Regions from separate parts of the Homo sapiens genome. Here region 1 is linked to region 2. A link is an interaction called in ENCODE POLR2A ChIA-PET data of the cell type or tissue named here. Cell type or tissue: MCF 10A. All regions are shown on one strand.

Region 1 (8,000 bases), 1.2 Mb before region 2:
TCTTTTACAGTTCCATGTTTTTTTGTGTGTGTGTGCACGAATTTTTAGAGTATCTTTATTGCTTTTACCTGAGTTCAGCATTTCTGCCTCAAAAGATGGTTATGGGGTGCAAAACAGCAGGTAACAGGTACCACTAGCAGATACAATGAACTGCGTCTGACTCAAAGCAGTTGTTCTCCATTTGGGGGGGCTCATACTTTAATCCCATAGCTCTAGTAGTACATTTCTGCATAAGTAGAGTATTCCAATGGCAACCTTAAATCAACTCATGTGCAAAAACTTTGTCATTCTTTTTAAAATGATTGCATTGGTTCTGTCCAGTACATCTATTTGTTGATGGTGTACTTGGTGATTTCTCTGGACACAACATAGTCAATATTTGATTACCAATCAGCAGATTATCTATGTCAGACACCAGAAAAACATTCTGAGTCCCCTGCTTCTCTGATCAGTGGGTGTGAAATGGGAGAAATAGGGTAATATTCACTTTGACCTGAGAAATGCACAGACCGTAATGTTAAATATTGGACAATGCATTGTCATGTTGGATACAATATTTGCAGACAGGGCACTATTTTAGAATTTATTTCTGCTGTGCTTCTCCATCCAGGCCATGAATAGTAATAGATTTATAGTTGATTTAAGAAATTTTTGTAACTCAATAAATACTGAACTAAAGCATTCAAATTATCTGCTTTGAAACTGTAAATTTTTGTTCTAATCCTAACTCTCTTCTTTTTGGATACTGAAAAACAATGAAGGTGATGCATTCTCCCAGCCTGATTGCCTCTCTGCAATGTCGAAGTATTGGCAGTGATTTCTAAAATAGCAATATTTTATACACTTTTTAAAATGAGCTTAATATTAAAATGAATTATACATTTCTCTGAGCAGATGGAACAATGTTTTATTCAATTTTACTATAGTTTATTTTCAGAAATTTGATATAAAAACATCAGGAATAAAAACCTGCTCTCTCCTGAAAATATGGTTCATGTAGAAAAGTGGCTTAGAGATTAATAGAAACTTAATTTAGAGACTGATATCAACTGCACAGTTACTAGTAAATGTCATTTCATATAGTCTGTTCTAAAGATCATATTAGCTCATCCACTAAAAAATCAAGCTTATTACTCATGATAAGAGTTGATATCAGATCTAGCTCAGATAAACTTATTGTACTATGTTGACAAGATAAAGCTAGCTAGTCAAGAACACTTTCACGAAAAAAGAGAAAAGTAGTACAAATTCTTTTCGCAATGCTAGTGGCAAAAAACCACTCTATGATATTTATTAAACTAAAATGTAGGTCAGACAAGAAATTGTATTCCACCTCTTATTTAATTAGTAATCAGAGGTCAGCAGTTCAAATGTGCTCCCTTTCCTTCTCAACTGTTTGGCAATTTAATGCTATGTAACGTGAAACACGTAAAATGTCTCAGTGTTAGATAAAGAGTCACAAGATAGAAGGGAGATCTGGATTCTGGAAAATCCAGACTTTCCTTCTAACCTGTTGCTAAGAAGATCACATTGCTGGCTTTCATCTCTGTAAGTGTAGACAGCTCAACTTCCTACAAGAATTTGCTAGTGCCTGTTTAAGGTGATGGTTTATCATTTCACCTGGATGTTACTGGTTTCAATTAGAAGCAGAGGATTGACTGGATGTACTTTAAAGAAAATTGATTTTATAATTCTCTTTGAATTCAGAATAGAAAATGAACAATGAACGCATCAGCACTCTCCACCGTAGTGCCAGAAGAGCTGCAGGGGGTACTTAGAATTTAGTTACAGCAGGTTAATCCAGTATTCAGCATCCCAGAATATGATGTCACTCTAATTTTACACCTTCCCAAAACAAACAAATGAATAAACAAACAACTTCCAAAACCACTGCAGTGTTTTACACTAGGAATGTCAGCATGACGCCTATGGAAATTGGAATGTGTTACTGTTTCTCTTCAGACAAGTCCATAGGTACAGAAGAAAGCAGGCACAGGTGGTGACAGCTGGCACAGATATGGTGCAGGGCTAAATGAGAGTCACCTAGAACATTGCCTGATTTTTACTTTTTAAAGTCAATTTCAAACTGCTTCACAAGTTTACAGAAGAGCTCACCCTTAGTTTTGCTTTCTCCCAGTACGGTGACTGTTGACCGACATAAAACTTGAACTTAGGCACTGTTAAAGGTAGTACACTAAGCTTCAATCTGAGCATCTAGATTCAACACTGAAACTCTATATCACCTGCAAAAATATGTGTATATTCAGTCTAATGTAGAATTCTTTGAGATGTGTGACAACACCCTTGTGTTATACCACTTCGTGTGACTTCTGAAGATATCATGACATTCTAAATGCCTCTTCCTGTGTTAAATCTCTGTTCCCTATTTTGTGATGTAACTCTTTACAATTGTTTCATTTTGTCATCGGATGTTCTCTAAAGCCAAATTCAACCCTTGATAAATGTGTGATGTCCATGGCAATAGGAAATGCGTGACAGGGTAAGCTGGCCAGGTTTTCTATTTATAAGGAGTTGGTGTCAAATTGATATGGTTTGGCTCTGTGTCCCCACCAAATCTCGTGTCAAATTGTAATCCCCAAGGTTGGACCTGGGGCCTGGTGGGAGATGACTGGATCATTGTTGCGGGGGAGGGTCCTTCATGAATCCCTTGGTGCTGTTCTCATGATGGGGCTCTCAGGAGCTCTGGTTATTTAAAAGTGTGTGGCTCCCTGCTCTCTCTCTTACTCCTGCTCTGACCATGTAAGGTATGCCTACTTCCATCCCATCACTTTGGGAAGCCAAGGTGGGCAGACCACAAGGTCAGGAGATCGAGACCATCCTGGCTAACATGGTGAAACCCTGTCTCTACTAAAAATACAAAAACATTTTCCGGGCGTGGTGGTGGGCGCCTGTAGTCCCAGCTACTCGGGAGGCTGAGGCGGGAGAATGCCGTGAACCCGGGAGATGGAGCTTGCAGTGAGCCGAGATCGTGCCACTGCACTCTAGCCTGGGAGACAGAGCGAGACTCCGTCTCAAAAAAAAAAAAAAAAAAAAAAAAGATATGCCTATTTCCCCTTCTCCTTCCACCATGATTATAAGTTTCCTGAGGCCTCCCTGGAAGCAGAGGCCGCTATGTTTCCTGTACAGCCTGCAGAGATGTGAGCCAATTAAACCTCTTTTCTTTATAAATTACACAGCCTCAGGTATTTCCTTATAGCAATGCAAGAATGGACAAATACACAGATCCTCTTGAGGAATGATGTATTGAGTTGGGTTATAGTCACCCTCTCTCCAGCACACTGAATTCTTCTTTTTCGCATAAACTTGTTTTGTTTTGAATGAATTCCTGCTATCAATCAGCACACACAACACAAACATGTCTGACTAAGGAAAATCACTCCATTGAGTGAGAGCCTTATTTCAATATTCATAATCCCTTAAAAAATATATGTACACTCATACATCCATGTGTGTTTACTAAGGCCCTCTTGAAATGAAGGCAAAAAGAAAAGAAAATGCCCAAACGCACAGCTATATGAGCTAATGAAGCAAGCATATTACAGTGATTAAACTGTATCTTAAACTCTAAATAATAAAATATTGACATTTTGAAGAATTTGAATAACAGCTTACACTTTTTTTCTGTGAGTTTAGAGGTGAATTGGGATGAAGAAGTGTGTCCTGACACAATTTGCTTTTGGGCAACTTTTTTTTTTTTGAAACTTCCTTTGCAACTCTAGTGATCTATATTCTGAAATGATGGTTTCATATGATGCTTTTATAGGTAAATTTTTATAGAATCTGCTTCATTTTTTCCTAAATAAAATTTGAAATATAATCTAAAATGTCTGTCTGTACCTACTTGAAATACGTAATGTAAGTTTCCATTTAAATTTTCACCTGTAGCCCAGCTTATTCAGGATAGCAAAAATGGTTGCATGCACTCACTGCATCACTGTAAAAAGTCAAATATAAGAGGAAATCATTCTTAAGGTAATATCTGGACCAGTTTTATTTTTCTGGAATATAGTTGATTTATTATTTTCTATAGGACACATACAAATAGAATCTGAAATTACTTTTCTCTGATTAATTGGTTTTGCATAAACTTCCTCGTGGAAACATGAAGCTCTCACTGTACCCCGGAAATCATAGTTAGAACCAGGAAATGATAACATAATTCCGGGCATTGCAGAGCTCTTAAGGTTTCTGTAAAGGAGAGCTGTGGACTCACGGGACAGCATGTCTCTGAGAAGGGGGAGAACTGGACAGGGGAGAGAGTTGGAAAGGTTGTCAGAATGCTGAAGGAAGAGGTTCTTCTTGTTTCTAGCCCAGGGGAGAGAGATGGGTAATAAACAGAAAGGATTCAAATAAGCTCAAGAGTAACTTTTTTTAGCTTGTTCAATGCATGCAAGATTTCAGTTATTCTGTTTTTCTTTCTCAAATATGCAGCACCTACTCCTGGACTTTTTTCAACAAACCAGTAGTTTTGTCTTTCTCAATTTTGGTGATGGCTCAAAGGCTTTCCAGATAGAAACATGGGCATGTCCTCTGGAGCTCTGGAGCCCGTATCTGAGTTCCCAAAGAAAGATTTGGGTTTTCTGTACAAGTTTTCTCCTAAAAAGTTTAAAATAGTAAATTTATCTACTAAAATGATAAAAAAATAGATTGAGAGATTTTAGGCCTGTTTTACACAAGAAAACAAGGAGAGTTGGGAACACTTTTATATTTAGCTCTTATAGGTTAACATTATGTGATATTTCTATAGGTCTCATAACTTTTGCTTTTAGATGAAGTGGTTGTGTTTGACTTGATCATAAATGTTTTAAATTATAAGAGATGCTATAAATCCTGAAAATTTCTATAATTTAAAAATCTCAATGCATTAATTATATGACATTTTGTACTTCACACCATTAAGTCAGAAAACCCAAGCCCATCCATCAGAATTTAAATATCTTAACATTTTCCATTTTTGTGTGTTGAGTCAAGCTACAGAAAACACAGCTTTATTGTTCTTATCCAACATTTCAAATATCATCAATTCCTAGTAGAAAACTGCTAAGCAAATTAGTCTGCCAGTTCTAAAAATATGTCAAAACAGACATTGGCATTTTCCCATGATATAAGCAGTAATTTTAAAGAGTTTGTAGACTTTATCCATCCTTCCTTCCTTCCTTCCTTCCTTTTTCCCTTTCTTTCATTTGCAGTTTATTGTTGATAGAATATAGGAGTGTTTTATATATATATATATGTTGATATAGCCCCTTCAGGGTTTTGGCCAGTGGGAGGGGAGGGTGATAAGGTGGAGGAAGCTGCATCTGGAAGGTGGTGAAGGAAATGGGCAGGGGTTCTGAGCTGGGTGGTGGCCACTGATGGGGACAAAATACACATCCAGTGAGTTCCCAGAGCTCAGGGCTCCCAGATGTCATGTAGCTCATTCTACTGCTCACCATCCACATGGCTGTTCAGAGGTTATCACCTCCCTAACCCCCGCAGTCCTTCAAAGCCCTCACTCTTGCCCTACAATCCTTGCTGTCCCCCTCCTCTCTTGCCTGGCCCTCTCACCTTTGTATTGCCAGTATTGAAGTGAATGAATGGCTTTGTAGTAGGTCACTGCAGTCTAAGCTGTCTATGGTCATCGGATTGGGAATGAAAACTGAGAATGCATCACCTTTTTCATAAGGCTCTCCTGACCTATTGGGGTCAAAAGATACAGTCTAAATTAAACCTTGTACTCTCAGGGGTGCCTCCTCCCAGAAACATTCCAGGCAAAACATTTTCCTTCTGTTTTTTTCATGATTTGCTCTTTTACTCAACTCCCAGAAGAGCAGAAGAGTAGCAGTAATGGCCCTGTGGATGCTGATGCATTTCTTGGCAAGGCTGGAACGAGGAATCTGATTTGGGAGGATGGGAGGAGCAGAGGAGATTCACCTAAGCCATTCAGGACTTGTGATACCTGTGCCCAAGCACCATCAAGTCAGGACATGTGGACAGCCGTGGGGCCATCATGGTCCACTTTGATTAGCCCACAAACTTGAACCTGAGCCTCCTCCTCTGGAGGCTTCAATCATGGACAGCAGCTCCTTCTAGAGCGGTCCAGCATGCATGTGTCTTTTCCTACATCTTCTCCAGCTGCGATAGCACAATGTGGAATCAACCATGCATGCTGACTCTGCCAGAGACAGAGACTGTAGTGAGGAAGGCTACAGACCTCCTCCCACATCTGTGCTAAGGGCAGCTCCAGTGCAAAAGTTACTGCCTGCTGGACAAGTCTGCCTGACACATAGGCTGCAGGGAGGGTAATCTGAGCTGTGATGGATATTTCCTAATTAAGTAGCTCCTAGTGCCTAATCTTCCTTAGTGAAATTTGAACTCCATGACCTTAGATAAAAAATTGAGTAGAACTCTTAAACTTTTACCCCAAGATGGGTCCTCACTATTGTAGATATGATCAGGCATGAGAGCTGGTCTGTGAAACATTGGAGCTATGTCCTGGGGTGACCAGATGTCCATCTAAAATACAGGTATTACTTTTTGAATAAACTCCAGGGACCAACATATAGACTTCCTGGTAATTGCACTATAGATCCTGATGAAAGGCGTCCAAAGATGTCACTCAGGTTTTGTATGAGAATTGTAAATCCAGTGAGGAATGGAATGCTGAAAAAGAAAGGAGAGTCTAGGATGAGTATGATTCCAGTGGACCTGATTAATTTTGGCCTCTAATATAGTGGGGACAAAGGAAAGGAACAAAGAAACCCCAAGTAAATCCTTAGCCAACAGAGATTCAATAAAAATAAAAAATTGAGAATGCTGATTTTTATAAAACTAATATATTCCTAAACTTTTGAAGTTGATATAAAAGTGGCTAAAGGAAGCTCAGGAGACATGATTTATATAGGCATGCAATATTTTCTAGATTTGAAAGGCTTTTGTTAACTCCCTCACAAGAGACAAAATATGTGATCCATACATAAGGTGATAGGCAAGAGCATTTACAAAGGTCTGTGAGAGGAAAGCGGTCTCTAATTCTACAACCAGCTCCTAGAGTATAAAGGTTAGCAGTTGGAGCGACTGAGTATATCAATTCCTTTCTAATGGCTGGGAGAAGGAACAGGTTTCAGGGTAGCCAAATGTGAGAGCACAGTGCTGTTTATGCCAGAGGGAACCAAGGGAAAGAATAGAAAGCTCCCTGAAACCCAGCTGTAATCCAGGGAACAGGATTACATTGCAAAATAATCATGCACGCATCAGTGCACTTGAGAGGCATCCTCTAAGCTGGGGCCAGGCCGGGCATTATCCATCCATTCAGCCTCCCAGGAGAAGCTCTGGACCTCACTGGGGACAGCACAGGGCAGCACCTGGGAAATGTACATCTGTGGTTAGAGACAGGCAGAGAAATTGAAGTTGTTTTAAGGAAAGAATAATATAGAACAAAAAGGCCAAATGCTTGGAGCAAGACCAGCCCTCATCAATTATAAGGTCCTTGCCTGGCTCTGCATTTGAGTGGTTTTTTGACCTGAATAAATTTGGGGAAATTTGAAAACGAACTCGTGCCAGCCAAATGCCTGGAGCAGTGCAAATGGAGTCACATATGCAAGTCTCAACGTGAACTGAAAATATGATCTTACATCTGGTTCTGCCACCTTAACCATGCTGAGAGATGCTGAAACACTCACTGCTTCTAGCTTGGAGTATGCCAAGAAATGGCAGAGTCCATTTAAACCCACAAACTTTTAGTAATTCAGGAGATGCAGTGTTGATACAAGGAAGTAAAAGATTCCAATGATCTGCCTTCAAGAAGTTCACAATACAGTTAGAAAAACAGAGACCCTACATTTACTGTTACACCATGGCCAGAATTACACCACCAGTGTGGACCTCCTGTGCCCTGGGAAGCCTGGAAGGGGAGTGAATGGGTAACTAGGAGCAGTGTAATTTCTTAAGCGATTTGATCTTTGAGGGGAACTCAGGTCTTTGAGATCGTTTACATTTTA
Region 2 (8,000 bases):
ATGTGATATAAAAATAGATTATTGCAAAGCATTGGATGGTGAAATCTATTATCTGGATTCCATTCTCTTTTTATTAATTCTGTAACTTTTGTTATAGTTTAAGGTATTTTTAAAATTATTCAGCCTTCAGTGTGCTGAATCCAATAGAGAAATTAAACGTGTGAGGAAGACAAGTGGCACCCCTGACAATGGTCACTTGTGACAAGGCTGGAGATTCATGTGGACAAGGAGGCCACTAACCTGGGAAGCTAAATTAGTTTATTTCCAGTTGTGCATTTGGATTCTATTTGATTCTCTGCCGCTATGTCCAAGAGGCATTTCTAGTGTTTGGCTCATCGACCCAGAGTCACTGCAGAGTAAAAGAAAAGCTTTTGTATTTGTATGTGTTACCATACCAAGCATTATCAGCGAGGTAATGATGAAATACCCGCTTCCACTCACTGGGCAGCTCGTCACCATGGCAACAGATCATTATATAAAGTTCATCAATTCAGCTGGTCATTATCCCAAAGCAGCAGACAGCTAATATGTTAAGGAAAGTTCTTTCTCTTAACTTGTAAACGAGCAAATGAATTAAATTGGTCTTGGCACTGGGAGCTCAATATTACATTTATATAGAAAAGGAGAATTCAGAGAAGAAAAAAAGGTCTTCTTGGCTAGTGTATGCTTGAAAAGGAGAATTTAATTCACTCAGTTACCAGATTCAACTAATGGCTTATTTTTTCCCTGAAAAGGATAGTCAGTCGGTTTAAACTTTCCTGGTCATAAATTAAAAGCAAAATTTTAAAATCACAAAGTATTAATATTTTAAACCATATTCTCATAGCCTGACCCTCTGCATGTAAGTTCTGGAGACCCGGCACTAGGGGATGCAGCCTGCCTTGTTCACTGTGACCCTGTTGGTTTCCAGAACAAAGCCTGGCACATAGTAGGTGCTCAAGCAGAGACATGTTCATTGTGTGGCCTCTGGGGCACAACAGCCCAGGTTAAACTCCAGGCTCCCACAATCACAGGCCGTGTGACCGAGCGCAGATCCCTCATATCTCTGTTGCCTTCTCCCCAGTGCCCAGCTCACAGGGTCGGCGGCCACTAAGTGAGTTTAACTGTATGTTTGTTTGGATGGTACCTGGTACACAGGACACGTTGTATAAGAGTTTGCTGCTATTCTTTTCTTATTAATGTTTAGCTTGTAAATGATAAGTCCTATTCAAGTTTTGTCTAAAATCAGCAAGATCCCTGCTCCACCACTACTCACTGTACATATGCCAGGAGGAGAAATGACAACTCTTTTACAGCTGCTTTGGCTGCCTTGCTGAACAAAACCTCAAAAGCTCCTTGCAGTACCCTAAATCATAAGCCAGCGCTTATAGGAAATTTACCACTGCATTTCCTGTGAATAAAAACCATATTACTTTTAAAACAAGAGTGCAATTAATAGAGCCCTCTGGGTATCCTTTCTAAACTCTCATCTAACCCACAGCTTAAATATAACTCCAATCATTCTGTTAAGGAAGCAATTCAAGTTTCTGAAAGGAAATTACTTGCCTTAGATTTATTGTATCTAAATTACAAAACAACCACCCAGTTGGTAAGGTTGGCAGCCCTTCTCTGACAGTCACCAGGCAGGCATCCAGAGTCTAAATTACCCTCTAGCCCCCAGTGGTGAAATTTATACTGTGTCTGGTCCCATTAGTTGTCAATTGAGATGGTTGAGAAAAATCTATGCTAAGCACTTTTGCACTTTTGAAACATTAATTCTAAAGGAAAAAAAGAGAGCTCTCTTACTCAGTGGAATAAGAAAATTATTTTGTCATTTTTCTCAGTGGCTACATTACACCAATTACGACTAGTGCCTGATGTTCCAAGCTGTTTGTTAGCTCGTTATGAGCTTTCTTTAGGCACTGTCTTATCCATTTCTATGATTTCAAAGAAAACCTGAGGCTGCCATTACTGACCTAAACCTTCCTCTCTGGCTTCAAAGAAGGATTTCCAACCAACTCTCAGGCGTACCGCATGCAACTAGAACTCAGTATACCCAAAACTGGAAACTCAATGTCTCCCCTTTGTATCAAATCTGTCCATGCACCTGAAATCCTGAATCCACTGGCTAGGATGGAATAGTCAATATGACTATCCTACTGTTCAGCTTCATCTCCTATCTCTTCACCCACAATTGCAGCTCATTTCAATGTCTCCCCCTTTCCAGAACACCCCAGGACTTTCTAGATCTGCATGCTTTGCATATTCTGTGCCCTCTCCACCAGGCAGCCATCTCCCCATCCCCCAAGAGCCAGCTCTCAGGCCTCTGGTCCGGGTGGAGTGGGAACCTTTTCTCACCTCCCAGGCCAGCTCAGTTTTTCCAAAGTCTGTGTGCTTATGGAAGGTATTCTTCCTTCAACTAAGATAGTGCATTAAGTCAAACCAAAGAATAAATGTCCATCTTTTATGGGACATAAGCTTTCCTTGGTGTGATATGCTGAGCCTTATCCTTATTCATGACCACCGTCATGCTCTCGGGATACAGTAGGCCGTCAGTTGAGTCTTAGTGAATGAACATATGAGGATTTCACAATTCTAGAATCATGCCTCAGAAGTCAATCTTTAAGCTCAAGGTGGAAATATGTCTTTCAATTTTCCTGGTTATTGCCAAGAAATAGCAGAATAACCATGTTAAAAATTCTATAGGTGTCCAGAGCACACAGGTCACTCCTAACTTCCTATGCACCCCTCTCACTGCCCACTCCACTGAAAGTTGCCCAAGAGGTGAGAAGCTGAAGTGAGATGGAGTGGGGTGGGGATCTGAAAAGGAAGGTGTGACAGGAGGAGAGCCGTAAGTACAGCAGAGTGGTTCCCAAGCTTTATGACTAGAGAAGCTACTCAGGGAGAAGCCTGAGATGGACCTTCCAGGTGCATCCCTGAGACCGTGATTTGGGAGGTCTGCAGTGGGCCTGAGGACCATCGTCAATCATTAACAAACATTCTAGGTGACTCTAACTCAAAGGATCTAGGATTTGACCAACAATAAGGGGCTGTTTTTAGTCCATATCACCAGATGCCAACAGTGAGGTCAGTGATGAAGGAGCTTTGAGTCTTGACTATTCTTTAACTGCCAGGAGCCCTTATGTAAAGGGCTTAGCATGGTGCCAAGGTCAAGGGAAGCACTTTATGTGTCTTCATCATTGTTACCATGTGGGTGAGGGGGAGGAGGATGCCACGGCCAAGGGCCTCCCTCCATCTCAGAAGCTCTTCTTTCCATATATTAAAACTGCTACAGGAAAAAACCAATGGGCAGGGATACTACCTTCAACCTGTGAGTGACAGGGGCTGGATGTACACTGCTTCCAATTTAATGCATGATAAATAGTGTGATTCTTGCTTGACAGATGCAAAATCTGAGGCTCGCAGAGGCTTCCTCATTTTCTGACAGCACCCAGCTTACAAGAGGTGGAGGGAATATTTGACTCAAATGCCCCTGGAACAAAGGCTTAAATGCTCCTCCAGGCCATGTTGCTGTGGCTTGATCCCTTTCTAAGTACTTTATTCATATATTAATCTCATTCTTGTTCTAAAATCATAGTGCATTAACCATTACCCAAAGAGTTACATTTAACACACATTTGAGTCATTCCTTAATGACATCACAAGACTCAGACCCCTCTGCCAAAACTGGAACCTCCTTAAAGTTAAGGATGAAGTATTTGAGTTAGAAAAGATGAAAAAATCCTGGGGGTCTAATGTACAGCACGGAGACTATAGCTAACAATGCTGTACTTTACAGTTGAAATTTGCCAAGAGAGTAGATTTTAAGTGTCCTTACCACAAGAAAAAAGCAAGCAAGCAGGAAAAGAAAGAACAAAGAAAAGGGTAACTGTGTGACCTCCTGGGTATGTTAATTAACTTGATTGTGGTGATGATTTCACAATGTGTTCGCATATTGAATCAAGTTGCAGACCTCAAATATATACACTTTGTATTTTTTAAAAACCCATAATAACCACCTCTTAAGTTTCTCCTATATCTTGAATCTCACACAGTAAGTAATGTGTCCTCTCTCCATGCTTGCTTATTAGTCATGGAGTAATACATATATAATGAGTTTGGCTTTGTTCAGATAGTTGGATGATAGCCACGGCATGTAAACGTGTCACACCCTTGTTTAGTACTTACTAACTGGACTTTCCTTCTAGGAGCAGAACTGTGTAATGTTCACGTGATGCAAAGGACACATTTGGCCAAGATGGGCTTGCTCACCTGACATTCTTCTATCATTTTCCATCTGCTCTTGAACAAATAAAACCCTGGCATAGTCAGACGCTCTCCCACTCTCCTCTCCCTTCAACACATAGAGCAACTTTGGTGTGGCCTCTAGTCAGGACTGACTATTCCTTCAGCTGCTTCATGACAAGGAAGGGCCTCCAGGCTGCTCAGGTCTGTGATGGGCCACTCAAATGACACTGCCCTCATGATAATTACCCACTCAGAACTACCAACTATTTGCCCTAGGACACAAATACTCATTAGTTCATTTGCTCATTAGGTGAATATTTATTAAGAACTTATTTGGGTCATATTCTGGCTTAGCTGCTCTTGCTACAAAAATATCAACTTCCAAAGGTTTTCTGATGTTTGGATACTGGGCTCAATGTCCACTGATTTCCTTCACCCGAGGGAAAGTGTTACTTGCAGGGAATTATTTTCACTGTCAGTATTCCATCTGGGAGGTGTGAGCCACAGTTAATGGTGCATATGAATTAACAAGTCAGGAGTGACAATGCCCCCCTTTTCTAGCCTAAGTATGAACAGGGTCTGTGCATTCTGAGGGCTTTCAAATGCTTCAGTGTCCTACCTTCCATGTCCAGCCTGGTAGGGTGGAGGAACCTCAGCTGTGTGCATGAACATGGGTGACTCATTTGCAAGAAATGTGGAATGAAAAATACATGTGAAACTTTGATACCCAATACAATTCTTGACTTTTGTGAACTTATTTTGAAGTAGATACCCATGCATGTCACTAGTACTTTGTGCCATACTCCACTACCCAACATGTACATGTTATAGGAACCTACTCTTAGATGCAAATATATTAAGTCTACATTAAAAAATGAGAGACAGGACATGCATATTGAAATAGGCTGAATATTTGTGCCCCCCTACCCCCAGATTTAGAGGTTGAAATCCTAAGTCCCAACGTGGTCATATTTGGAGGTGGGGGGCTTTGGGAAGTGATTAGGTCATGAGGGTGGAGCCCTCATGAATGGGATTCATGCCCTTATAAAATAGGTCTCAGAGCCCTGCCTTGTCTCTTTCCCCTGTGAGGGCACAGGGAGAAGGTAGCTAATTATAAGCCAGAAAAGGGTCCTCATGAGAACCCAAGCATGCTGGCATCCTGATTTCATGGCTTTTCATCCCCCAGCACTATGAGAAATACATTTCTGTTGTTTCTAAATCACCCAGTCGACAGTAGTTTTTTATAGCAGCCAGGACCAAGACAAGTATATGATAAAGGAGACCCTTTCATTCACCAACAGTCCTACTGGGGAGTTTCCAGCCATCCTTTGGGTGGTGCCCTGTACAGAGTTTGACATGAAGCCTACACTCTCCTCCTTCCTCGCCCCCAGACCTACATATTGGTTGGGTCAAAAGAGCTGAGAGAAGAAGGGGCTCCATATGGGAGAGGGGTTGGAATTCCTCTGCTATCCTCCTGAAAGAAACAGAAAAAGTGAAAGAAAAGGGGTGAGAGTGAAAAACTAGAATGATGGCAAAAAGATGCCTACACCTCCATCAATCCTTCCTTGTGAACACAGGTCCTCCCATAATCTATTCAACTCACACAATTCTGTCCTTTTTTTTCTTTTAAAACACGCTCTGGGGAAGGGGTTGAGTTGGTGTTTGACAGTGAGAGAAATTCATTCACCCTGAATATCAACAGGATCTGGTGAGCATAAGCCCAAGGATTGGTAACAGAAATGATGGGGAGGGCTGTGGACTTCCTAGGCAGGAAATTGAGAGTCTGAAATATGAAAGCAAACAGCAAACATCTGGAGGGCAGGAAAGGCCCAGTTGGCATCTGAGGGGCAGGAGTGACAAGTTTTCTTAAACATCAGTTTGGAGAAAAATTGTTTTAAATTGGGACTCATGGTCGAGACGACAAGCTGAAAGATTCAGTCACTAAACATGCTCCACGCTAATGATGCAGAGTCCAGGGCCCCCAGCTCTCCAGCTTCCATTGACTTTCCAGTGAGACTCCCCAAATCTTTTCATGGGTGCAGATTTATTTATGATCTATGAGGAATCTCAGGCCAGTTCTTATTGGGCAGCAGGAAAATCATGAGTCTTAACCAATTCATTGCTTTCCCTAACTGGGATGTAGATGGCTGAGAGGGAGCCGGGTTCCAACACTAGATATATGTCCTCCAGCTAAACACACAGGCTGCGGCAAGGGTTCCAGTCAGACAGCAAGAGTCAGAAGACCTGGAGGATGAGAGGTCAGTGCCTGGAGATGGGACGAGAGGGAGCGGGCACCAACTTACAGGGCACAGAAACGGCTCTAATTCTGAGATGGGGATATGTCCTAGGACACAGGACAAAGCTCAGACACCAGAGCAAAGAACTGATCACTTGAGAAGATGTCAAAGGCCAGGTCACTCAAACTGGGTGAAAGGTCAGAGCTGAGCCAGGACAAAGATGAGGTAGCATTGAGCCTGGGCCCCCGAGCTCCTGGCATGCCCTGACTCCAAGGCTGGAAAACTCCAGAATCTAGGGAACTAGAAGTGCAGGTTAAGTGTTAGAGGGTCCCACAGACAAGCTGCCAGGTGAGTCACTGCAGGTCAGCAACTCCATAAAGCCCCAGACAACTGGCTATTATCCAATCCGTGCACAGAGAAATGAATGCTGCCTAGAGATATTAAAAATGCCAACACCGTGTAATCAATATGATTTCTAATTGAAGGAAGATTATAGTTTAACTCAAAGAGCAGCAGTTCCTTGTGACGATTGCCATTTAAAGACAGTTTACCAAGGACAAATCAAGGCATTTGTGGTTGAAACTATTTTTTTCACTATGAATCAGTGTTCTTCCGCTAAGGACAAGGTCAGATTTTTAAAATTAATCAAATGATCACATCATTGAAGGCCTAAATGAAGTTTCTACTCTGACAATTAATCTTGGTGATCACTTCAATACTAAAAATCATAACTTTTTTAACTAAAATCCCTTAACTGTACTTGGGCATTCAAAAAATTAATTACTAAATTTTTATCATTGTCACAAACACATGAAAATTGAAGCCTACAGAAACCTCTAAACTGTTCTGGGTGTGTAGAAATCAAATTCTACCTGGCATAACTGAAGATCACTTTAAAGGATTTTTTACTAATTTCAGACAATAATGCTCAATATTTTAGTTACACATGAGAACAATTCTTAATACATATTTTCTGGTTATAAGAAAGAAATCTTCAGTTTCTTGAGCAAATTTTCCTTTCCTTTCTCTCAATTTTAATTCCTCAAAGAAACATACTATGTATTTAACAAGATTCACTATACTCAGTTGAAACACAGTGGTTATAGGTAGCAAGAAATGCCCTTCTAAACAATGCTTTAATCTCAAAATGGTTTAAAACTTTCAAACATAGCTGAGCTTTCACAGCCTTCAAAATCCAGAATCTGGTGATAAGTGTTCTCTTGGTCAGAAACTTATTAAACGTGTGTTGATTGCTCTTAAATGGGAAAAAAATTCAAAAGCTCTTTACTGCTGTTTCCATATTGTTTCTGTTTTGGGATTAGTCAAAATAATGAAATGGCACTGTTGAAGATCTGAAGAAAGGAGGAATGCACACAGGGACAGATGGCTTGCTGCTTTCCAATAACTCATTCATTCAGCATTTATTTTGCACTTACTACAGTCAGAAAATTCCAGACAGGGAAAGTTGTTTTCTTCACCCGGTTTTTTTTTTTTTTTTTTTTTGGTCTAGAAGAATAACTGGCTACATAATTATAA

Evidence for each region. ChIA-PET counts read pairs that join two places held together with the same protein. Peaks named below come from ENCODE experiments on the same cell type or tissue, not always from the same donor. Only the 100,000 strongest peaks of a DNase experiment are listed, where the experiment ranks them.
Region 1: POLR2A ChIA-PET joins it to region 2 with 5 read pairs; 2 of 35 experiments call an interaction of 5 or more read pairs at or near these places.

Annotation. Positions count from the first base shown.
Region 1 is chr5:7,934,621-7,942,620 of GRCh38, forward strand. No RefSeq gene overlaps it. Among named protein-coding and RNA genes, the nearest start is that of MTRR, 69 kb to the left of the region's middle. In MCF 10A, no CTCF peak of the experiment used is centred here; no DNase peak of the experiment used is centred here.
Region 2 is chr5:9,165,334-9,173,333 of GRCh38, forward strand. All of the region lies in intron 11 of SEMA5A (semaphorin 5A), which reads right to left. Among named protein-coding and RNA genes, the nearest start is that of MIR4636, 120 kb to the left of the region's middle. In MCF 10A, no CTCF peak of the experiment used is centred here; a DNase peak (open chromatin) is centred at 4,138.